Linked DNA regions of Homo sapiens: region 2 is linked to region 1. Evidence: read pairs that join two places in POLR2A ChIA-PET (ENCODE). Cell type or tissue: PC-3. All regions are shown on one strand.

The links. Peaks named below come from ENCODE experiments on the same cell type or tissue, not always from the same donor. Only the 100,000 strongest peaks of a DNase experiment are listed, where the experiment ranks them.
Region 2: POLR2A ChIA-PET joins it to region 1 with 7 read pairs; 1 of 35 experiments calls an interaction of 5 or more read pairs at or near these places.

What each region holds. Positions count from the first base shown.
Region 1 is chr5:40,474,997-40,479,996 of GRCh38, forward strand. No RefSeq gene overlaps it. Among named protein-coding and RNA genes, the nearest start is that of PTGER4, 200 kb to the right of the region's middle. In PC-3, no CTCF peak of the experiment used is centred here; a DNase peak (open chromatin) is centred at 3,045; H3K27ac peaks cover 1,545 bases.
Region 2 is chr5:38,648,941-38,653,940 of GRCh38, forward strand. LIFR-AS1 (LIFR antisense RNA 1) reads left to right here. Exons shown (of 9, transcript NR_103554.1): 7 at 4,137-4,220; 8 at 4,925-5,000. Among named protein-coding and RNA genes, the nearest start is that of LINC01265, 69 kb to the right of the region's middle. In PC-3, no CTCF peak of the experiment used is centred here; a DNase peak (open chromatin) is centred at 2,161; H3K4me3 peaks cover 1,230 bases.

The sequences.
Region 1 (5,000 bases):
AATGGGATATTATTTGGCGATAAAAAGCAACAAATATACTGACACATGCTACAACACCAATAAACCTTAAAGTATTATGCTAAGTAAAAGAAGCAGACACAAAAAGCCATGTATTTTATTACTCTGCCTGAAATGTCCAGAATAGGAAAATTTGTTGGACACAAAAAGTAGAGAAGTTGTCTAGGGCTTGGGACAAAATGGGGTATGACTGCTAATTGGTATGGGCTTTGTTTGGGGGCAGATCAAAGTGTATGAAAATAGCTTGTGGTGATGATTTCACAACTCTGCTAACTTACTAAAAACTAGTGAGTTGTACATTTTAAATGACAATTATATTGTATGTGAATTATATCTCCATAAAGCTATGAGAGAAAGAGCTTTCAATGGCTTCTGTACCATGTCCAAATTGTTCTGCCAGTCTTTGAAACCCCTCCATACCACAGAATCAGATTTCATACTATGCCTTTCACCTTTCAAAATTATTTCCAACTGTATCAGTTTTCTATGACTGTGTGACAACCCACCCCCAAATTCAGCAACTTAAAACAATAAACATGTATTAATATTATCACACGAATTCTGTAGGTCAGAAATCTGAGAGTGGCTTAGCTGGGTCCTCTGGCTCAGGCACTTGATGTCTGCCAAGGCTGTAGTCATCTCAAGGCTTGACTCAGGCAATAAGTTCCAACTTCCAAGCTCACTCATGTGGCTGTTTCAACCCCTCAGATTCTAGCTGCTTGTTGGCTGAAGACATCAGTTCCTTGATACACGGCAGCTCATCACACATCAGCTAGCTTCCCTCAGAGAAAGCAATGGTGAAACAGAGTGAGTAAGATGGAAGTCAGAGTCTTTTGTAAGCTAATCTTGGAAATGGCATTTCATGGCATTTGCTGTGTTCTTTTCCTTAGAAGCTAGTCATTAGATCTGGACCACACACAGGAAGAGGCCATTGCACGACAGCATAAATACCATGAGGAGGGAGACAGATGGGGGCCATCACAGAAACTGCCTATCACCACACTGAACACCATCTGATCCAACCAGTCTGGTTCCCTCTCCATCTCACAAGCACATTTCTTGACCCTGTCGTAACTCTTAACTCACTTTATTCCTGGGCCTCTCTCCTTTACCGATCTGAAGTCAGACTCTCATTCAAGATGAGCTCAAATTCCATGTATTCCATGAAACTTGCCCCTGATTATACTTTATTCCTCTGAACTCCTTATGTTTCATAATTATACTACATAATTTACCCCTTAATTATCTCCTGCCTTGCCTTATTACGCAAAGTATGTCTCCCTTAACTGCATATGCTTCAACTGAGAGTTTGTAAGAAACACAGAATCTCCAGCTCCTAAACCAGAATCTGTGTTTTAACAAGACATGCAGGTGATTTTCATGCCCATGAAGGCATGGGAAGCACCACTGAATTGTACCATTCTCTATTGTTTCACCTGTGTAAGTCCCATATCCTTGACTAGGCTTGCGTGTATTTGGAGAACTGGTACCATTTTCTATATTTGTTCTGCTCTTAAACACACACACCCAAGCTTAGAATATAGGTTAGTGCTGACCACACAGTAGATCACAAATTCAAGCTACTAGAGAAGAAACACCTCTATGAACTGGCCAAATTCAGTAACAGGAATATAAAGATAAATCAAATCCCAGCTCTGCTACTCAACAGATAGTGTGACTTTGGGCAAGTCATTTAATTACTCTACATTTCCAATTCTTTATCTGAATTTAAAGGGGACTATCATGGAAGCTCCAATTTTCATTTTATTTCTGAATATCTACTAATCCACAATAACATTAGAATCAATATAGTTTGATATTGCTTAATAAATAAGAAAACATTCTGGAACCTTTTAGTGCCTAAATGTCATCAACATGAACATCAGTAATAACTGCATTGTAGATGTGAGAAAATGTTGCTTAGTCCAGGATTGTTTAGCAAAAAAACATAGAATTCTATATCCTGCATTTGATTTCCCTTATAATTTAGGCCATGTTGAATGTAAGTAAATTGTTAAAGAAGTTTAAAACAAATTTTTGCTGGATAACAACAAGAGTATGGCTAGAACAGGTGAAATCTCCCCTTTGCCACACTTTGGGAGTCACCCCTATGCTCCTCAGCTCTGCCTTGGAAAAGGAGCTTCTGGCTCTGTAAGAGTCAGATTAGAAACAAAGACTTTGCCTTCAAAAGAAAACTATGAATTTCCACCTGAGGTTCACCACCTTCTCCTGTAAAAGGAGGAGCTGGATTTGTTATACAGAGCAGCAGAACTAGGCTGAGTGAATAAAGAAATGGACATATACACAGGTGGTGCTTTTTGTTGTTGTTTTTAAGGTACTCAGTTTAATTTCTTCTTCTGCCTGTAAGGTCCAATCCCACCCACAGAGTTTAAATTGGCACTTCCCCTGAGGACCTGGACTCCAATTACATCTTATATTTTGATCTCTAAATCTCTTCAAGTTCAAGGACTTCACCTCCTCTCCAGGAATAAAGGGCTGTACTTCCCAGTCACCTCCCTCCCCGTCATGTTGTCCTTGCTTCAGCCTTCAGTCCTCTCTTCTGCAGCAAAGAATCCTAATTCCCTACCAGAATTCTTAAACATCAGTTTACTTTACACATTTCTTTTTTGGCTTCTTTACTGTTAGAACAAGCCCTGAGTGTGTAAAACTGTTCTCACTGTGATGACAAGGCTGTACTGAACAATTGGGGGCAAGAGAGCTGTGGTTCCAGCTGAGGGGGCTAAGTTATGGGACCATGCATGCCTCCACACTTATTTCTCTAAAATTCATCATAGCTCTGAACTTCATGCAGAACTCCTAGAAAAAAAAACACAGTCCAGCTACCTACTTTTAAATTTATGGACGAATGATGGTGGTGATGATGATGATAACAATAATAACACTAGTGCTGTTAGCCGCCTCTGAACAGAAGCATATTTTTGGTTTCTGTCCTCAGGCTCCAAAGTGGTTCACATGATGCAAACTGGCCGTGTAGTCAGCGTTTTGGCATTTTCATTTGATTTCTCTGCCCACTCTCCCCTGTTGGCACTGGCTGCACTTTGAAATGAATTTCTGTTCCTGTGCAAACAGGACCGCAAGAACAGTTACCAGACTTTGAGATCACTCAGGGCATGCAGGTTTCCAGAGATCATTATCCTAGAAGCACAATTCAAGAATAAATATGGGAGCTCAAAATCCACCTAAAGAAGAGAGAACTCTTGTACCCCTCTGGCAGATAATTTCTGCCCACAGCCAAATAATACTTTGGTAAAGTCATCCTGAAACTATTTCTTCTATCCGGCCAAACTCGGGCACTTGGACAGAAGCACCAGAGACATCACAGAGAAAAGAGATGCAATGGGAATAACACAGGACCAAGGACAGGGACCCGGGTTCTGGTCCCAGTTCCACCACTAACTTTAACACTGAGTGAGCCACTTCTCCCAAGTGCTTAGCTTTCTCTGTGAAAGATAATAGTTAGATACTACAGTTTCCAACTTGAACTTACCTAATCATCAGTATCTTGTAGGACATTTATTTTAAATACAGATTTTCAGACTGCTCCCTGCAGATGCTGGTTCAGTATGTTTAGCAGTTACTGAATACTAAGTTTAGTTAGTATTCAGGAGTTTGCATTTTAACAAGTGACCCAGGAAAGTCTTCACATAAGCAAGTTTAGGAAACACGGGCCACATGACATCAGAAAGCTCTTCCGGGTCTGCAGTTCTGCAGAATCAAGTTAATTAATGGCCACGATTAAGCTTCTACTCCCTACAAAGCTCTGCTAGATCCTAAAAATGATAGGAATGATAGCTAACATTTATGTAGTACTAGTCACTATTTTAAAGGCTTTGCATATATGAACTATTTTAATCTTCACAACAACCTTCTGAACCAGATACTATTATTATCCCTATTATAAGACACAGAAACAGATGCACAGAGATTAAGTGATTTTTCAAAGATGACTTGGCCACTAAGGAGGTAGGATTGGGATTCAAGCCAAGGCACCCCAGTTATAGAGCCTAGCCTCTCGACTGCTCTGCCCTGCCAAGCTTCAGCCTTCCTGTAGATGCTGAACAGCTCAGAACTCCTCAGCATCAGGCACTTGGTGGACAATAAGAAAAGCCCTCTAATAACTAATAACAGTACCTTAAGGTTATAGTCTGAATGTGTCCCCCAAAGTTGATGTGTTGGAAATGTAATGCCCAATGTAACAGTGTGGAGAAGCGGGACTCTAAGAGGTGACTAAGTCATGGTGACTCTGCCCTCATAAGTAGATTAATGCCATTATCACAAGAGTTGGTTAGTTATTGCTGGAGTGGGTTCCTGATAAAGAGGATGTGTCCACCCACTCTGCCACCCTTTGTGTGCTCTCTCACCCAACCCTTCTGCCATGAGATGATGCAGCAAGAAGGCCTTCACCAGATATGGGCCCCTTGACTTTAGACTTCCCAGCCTCCAGAACTGTAAGAAACAAATCTCTGTTCTTTATAAATTATCTAGTCTCAGGCATTCTGTTATAGGAACAGAAAGGTCTAAGACACTTAACAACCATCTACATCAACTAGATCAGTCTCAGGAGCCAGGGTGAGGGTACTAGGGAAGCCAAAAGGCAAACCCTAGACTTCACCCTTGTTTCAATCAAAGAAAACTGATTTTGTCTGTTTGGTACATGTCACATTTCATTTGAGAAAAAAAAATCTTGTGATTAAAAATGAGATGCTAGAAATCATTGATCTAGGCCCCTTTTATTATGTAGATGAGAAAACTGATCCCAAAAGATAAAGAAACTTTTCCAGATTCCAGGAACAAGAAGTCCTTGGCAATGGCTTCTAAAGCCCCAGGTTTCCAGACTCATTTCTACAGAATCAAAATGCACTTGTCAACCAGATGGACTTGATAAAAACCCATTAAAATTAACATAGATTAATAAAGTAACCACTGGAGAACTGCAGAAACTGGGGCAGCAGCATTTGAGA
Region 2 (5,000 bases), 1.8 Mb before region 1:
ATCCCCTTGACTGAGGGATGCCCTTTTGCCCAAGGCTGTAATTCATTTCCATGACTACCAGGAAGGTCAGAACAAACACATTTCTAACAACAGGAGCCACATTTATTTTGAAGATAGAAAATCAATATCCTTATTATGTGGAGGTATGTACATTGCTTTAGAAGCATTGTACTCAGGTCTGATAGAAAAAGTCTACGTGACTTGAACTTAGTTTACATGCTGAGCTTGGAATTGAAAGGGATGGTATCTTCCATTTATCCACTTAGTCATTCAACAAATTTATTGCTCATGATGGAACTGTGTTAGGCACAAAGAATCACCCAGAGCTTAACAGGATAAATAAATAGGGTGCCTGTCTTAAGGAACTCAAACAGGTGGGTAAACAGATAAATACAATACAAATTGATACATCCCATGATAGAAATATGCACTGAGCTTTGGGGGAAAATCTTGAATTCGATAGGCAAACAAGGGGAAGAAAGTGTGCTCTGAGCAAAGGCAGCAGCATTTTCTAAGACACAGAAACCAGAAAGAACGTGATTTGTTCAGTTAATTACTATGGCTAGAATTTCAAGAATTTATGGGGAAGGGATACTAGATGGGCTTGACATGGGTCTGTCAGGACAGGTGTAGGAAGCCCTACTTAAGAGGTGAGATTTACTCTGAAGGTAACTGAGAACTTCTGGAGAACCTTATGGAGAGTGTAATGATTAGGTTTGTGCGCCCCCCCATCCCCCCATCCCCCCCCCAGAAAACACTCTGGAAATGCAAAAAGTACAAGAATGGATGAGAATAAATCCCTAGGGAACTCCTGCATTTATGGGGAAACAGAGCCAAGAAGAGGACTTAGAAGTGGAAGCCACAGAAGTAAGAAGAAACCCGAGAGGGTAGTTTTATGGATTCAAGAAATAGGAAGAGACAAGAGTGCCCAAGGCCACAGAGCCCAAGAAAGGAAAGGATTGGGCTGGGTGCGGTTGCTCACACCTGTAATCCCAGCACTTTGGGAGGCCAAGGCGGGCGGGTCACCTGAAGTCAGGAGTTCAAGACCAGCCTGGCCAACATGGCGAAACCTCATCTCTACTAAAAATACAAAAATTATCCGGGCCTGGTGGCTTGTGCCTATAATCCCAGCTACTCGGGAGGCTGAGGCAGGAGAATTGCTTGAACCCAGGAGGCGGAGGTTGCAGTGAGCCGAGATCCTGCCACTGCACTCCAGCCTGGGCAACAGAGCAAGACTCCATCTCAAAAAAAAGGAAAAAAAAAAAAAAAGAAAGGCAAGAATTGAAGTGTGTTCATTGGATGAGCAACGAGGAAGGAATAAGAGCCTCAGGGGGAAAACTTTCTGTGAAGCAGGAGAGGCAAATGCAGGTAAGGAAGAAATGAGGAAGAGGAAGAGGAGACAGCAAGTGCCACCTTTTCTAAGATCCTGACTCTGAAGAAAAGAAAGTCTCTCTTTAGATGAAAATATGTACTTGAGAGGTTTTGTTTTCATTTTTTTTTAAAGATGGAGATTTGAGAACATTCCTGTGTGAGTGGAAGATACAGGAAAGAGTGTGGGTGATTACAGGAGCAAATTTCCAGAGATGTGGAAAGGAAGAGATCTAAAGCATGGGTGGAGAGCCTTGCCTGAGACTGGAGGAAGGACCCCTCTTCCGTTGCCCAATGAGAGCCGCCGGGCTTGGGGGAGGGGGAGGGGGAGGGGGAACGAATGCAGGTGAGGGAACAGGCTGCGTGGTGCTGCAGTGGGGGTGCTTTTGTTCTCACATCGTTGTCTGTAAGGTAGGGGGTAAAGTCCTCCCCTGGGTGTGCAAGGAAGTTGTGGATGAGCTTGAAGACATTGAGACAGGTAGGAAAGTTTGAAACAGACACTGTGGAGAATGAAAGAAGCTGTCCAGGAAAACCTGGAAGAATTCTCGTCTTAAGATGAGGTCTCCTTTCTTCAAATACAAGAAGGAAAGAGAAAGTTTGATTCCTTTAGATTCTGTGATGTTAGGCAATGTAGGTAACTTCCCAGGCTTTCTTCTTCCTTGTACGAATTGTTTCAACTTTCAGTTCTGTTTCTTTTCTACTCCTTAATAAAAAGAAAAAAAGAACTATACATCAGCTAACCGGCAGTGTGTCACGACCGAGGAGAGATGGCACTTCCTCTCTACGTGCCTGTAAAAACAAAGTGACTCAGCTTCTGGTATATTAATTAGAGACCAGTTTACTTCCATGGAAATAGAGTCTATTGTACCATCTTTATATATTTAAACCTTTAGTGACAACAACTTTTGGAATGCATCCAGAGCAAAACGCTGGAGAGGCTCTTAATGTACAACTCTTGTTTTCCAAAGTAGACAGTTCCATTCAACTCAATCAGCTGTTCGTGAAGCACCATCTATGCGCCTATAAGGATCTTGTATTATAAAATCTAGATTGAATGCTCCAGTTTTGTTTAGGGCACAAATAACAACTTTATGCCATTTTGTGCCTCATTTGTGGAAAATATTATGATCACAGTCATGGCATAATTCTTAAAAATTTAACTTTGATCATTCTTCCTTTTAGAATTCTTCCATGATTAAAACAAAACAAAACAAACCTCAAACCCTCCTCTAGCTGACACTGCTCTCTTCGACCAGTGCTCCCAAGAGTGAAATGAGGAGAGGCTTAAACACGAAATCAGTGCATGAGAATGGAGAAGAAAATAATAAACTTAAATCCCCAAACCAATTATTTCTCAGAAACAAAGCCTGTGTCTCTTTTGCTTGCTTTTATTTCTGAGAACACAGAATCCCTGGGCTTGTTGCAAGGGCCATTCCCACTGAGCTCTCAGGAAACTACCACAGCCATTACTGGTTCATGTGGGGAGCCTGACTCCCCGGCATGGTGGAGTACAAAATCCCAGTACTTAGAATAGTGCCTGGCACAAGGAGGGGCTCAATAAGTATTTTCTGAATTAATTAAATAATTCAATATAGAGGTCTCGTGTTGATTCTCTTTTCACAATCATGCATTCCCAGAATATCAGGATGGGTAGCGGCCCGGATTCCTGAACATCTGAAAACCACAAAGTTCCCAGCTCAGATGGTGGAATGATGCTTTCTCTTTCGTTAGACTCATGGCTAAGAGTGTGACATTTGTTATTATTCCTGCCTGTTCCAAATGAGGCTGAAGAGACCTTGGAGGGGTTGTTGTCCCTTTCATTCTCATGAGATGAACAGTTGTTTTCGGTAATGTCAATGGTGTCGCAGAATCATGTATTTGCAGGCTAAAAGATCATCTGCTTAAGCCAATTTCACAATAATAGAATCTTTTGAGCCACTTTTAAACAGAGTGTAACCTGTCGAATCCATATATATTTCCAAAATCAAATCATGCTAGCTCTTATTAGAATAATCATATGCCTTATTTTTCAAATGGGATACTCAGATACTGAAAGGGAAAGCTGTTGATAATTACACAAGACAAAATGCATAAATTGAGACTATCCTAGGAAAACCAGAGTGAATATATGATTATTCATAAGCAATTGATTTACAGGATATTTAAAAACATGAGGTCCACGGAGAGAGAAATAATTGACAAGGGTGAGAAGCTTTTAAGGAGTTTTTCTTCTTTAGCTATTGGACAAAGTTTTTCATAAAGTATCTCTTGTTGGAAAGACCAGTCCTCAATCACTGTTGGGAACCTATTTTGACTTCAACAAACTCCTCGATATTGACATTCACATATTCTTACCACATCCAGCCTGCATGCTACATGTGAAGACTTACAGATGCCAGCAATCATCAATTCAGAACAACCTTTGTTTTTTCCTGAGCTAAATAAGTCCAAGACCTTTATACCACCTTCCTTTTTTTCTTATTTTTTAATCTTTTAATCAGACTTTTTAGTCTTCTTTGTGCCTTTTGTAAGTTCTCTCTGGGTCCCACTAATATTTGATATCCAGAATCACACCTAACATTATAGGAAGGATCTGGTTGGTGCTATTTCTACTCTACCATAGCTGTGAAAATTACCTTGCAAAGAGAATGCAGCACTTGATACTCTAACAACAATTATAGGTCAATATCAGGCCATGAACATTCTGTTAAGAACTGAAAACATCTTAGAAGCACCTGTTAAGCTTCTATCTCACTATTGTCTTTTAGAAGCAATTACAGCTCACTGCAGCCTTGACCTCCCAGGCTCAAGCAAGCCTCCTGCCTCAGCCTCCCAAGTAGTTGGGACTACAGGTATGTGCCACTACACCTAGCTAATTATTTTTTATTTTTGGCAGAGATGGGGGTCTCACCATGTTGCTCAGGCTGGTCTTGAGCTCCTGGCCTCAGGCAATCCTCCTGCCTCAGCCTCCTAAAGTGTTGGGATTACAGATGTGAGCCACCATGCCTGGCTTAACTGCTTATTATTAAACTTTTAAGTTACCATTCTTATCATTTGTGGTAAGGAGTTACCACAATGACCTCCAGTTTATCTTGTCTAAGGATTAGATATAAATGAGTTTTCTAATTTTGTGATTGTAGAGTGCTCCTTTCATAAGCGTTTGGTATGAAGAAAGCAGTTAGCAGACATTTGAATGTCACAAGGTTGAGAATGTGGGGATTGCATTGTGCTGGGGACAAACAGTGCCCAAAAGGCACACTTGCCAAGAAGAACACACTGATCTTTGAATGCGTGCATTGTACCCTCCTTGATTCTTGCTTGGCTGACCCAGGTACACAAACTCCAAGACTGGCAGGGCCTAAAGGGCCCCTCATTGGCAAATGAAATCCCCCCTTGTTCCAGGTGACAGGACTAGGCAGCAGTTTCTTCCAGTCCAGACAAACCTTCCTGAAAATGGAACATTGTGTCTCTACACATCATTTTGGTTTTAGTGAAGTCTGTGCCTCTCATCTGGTATGATTCCTTCCAAAAAGCAAGCACTATTCCTGTCTTCCAGATCTTTTTCAATGCAGAAGCTTAAAGAAGACACTAAAAAATGTGTTTAAGATCTCTTTAAACTGAAGTCTTCTGAA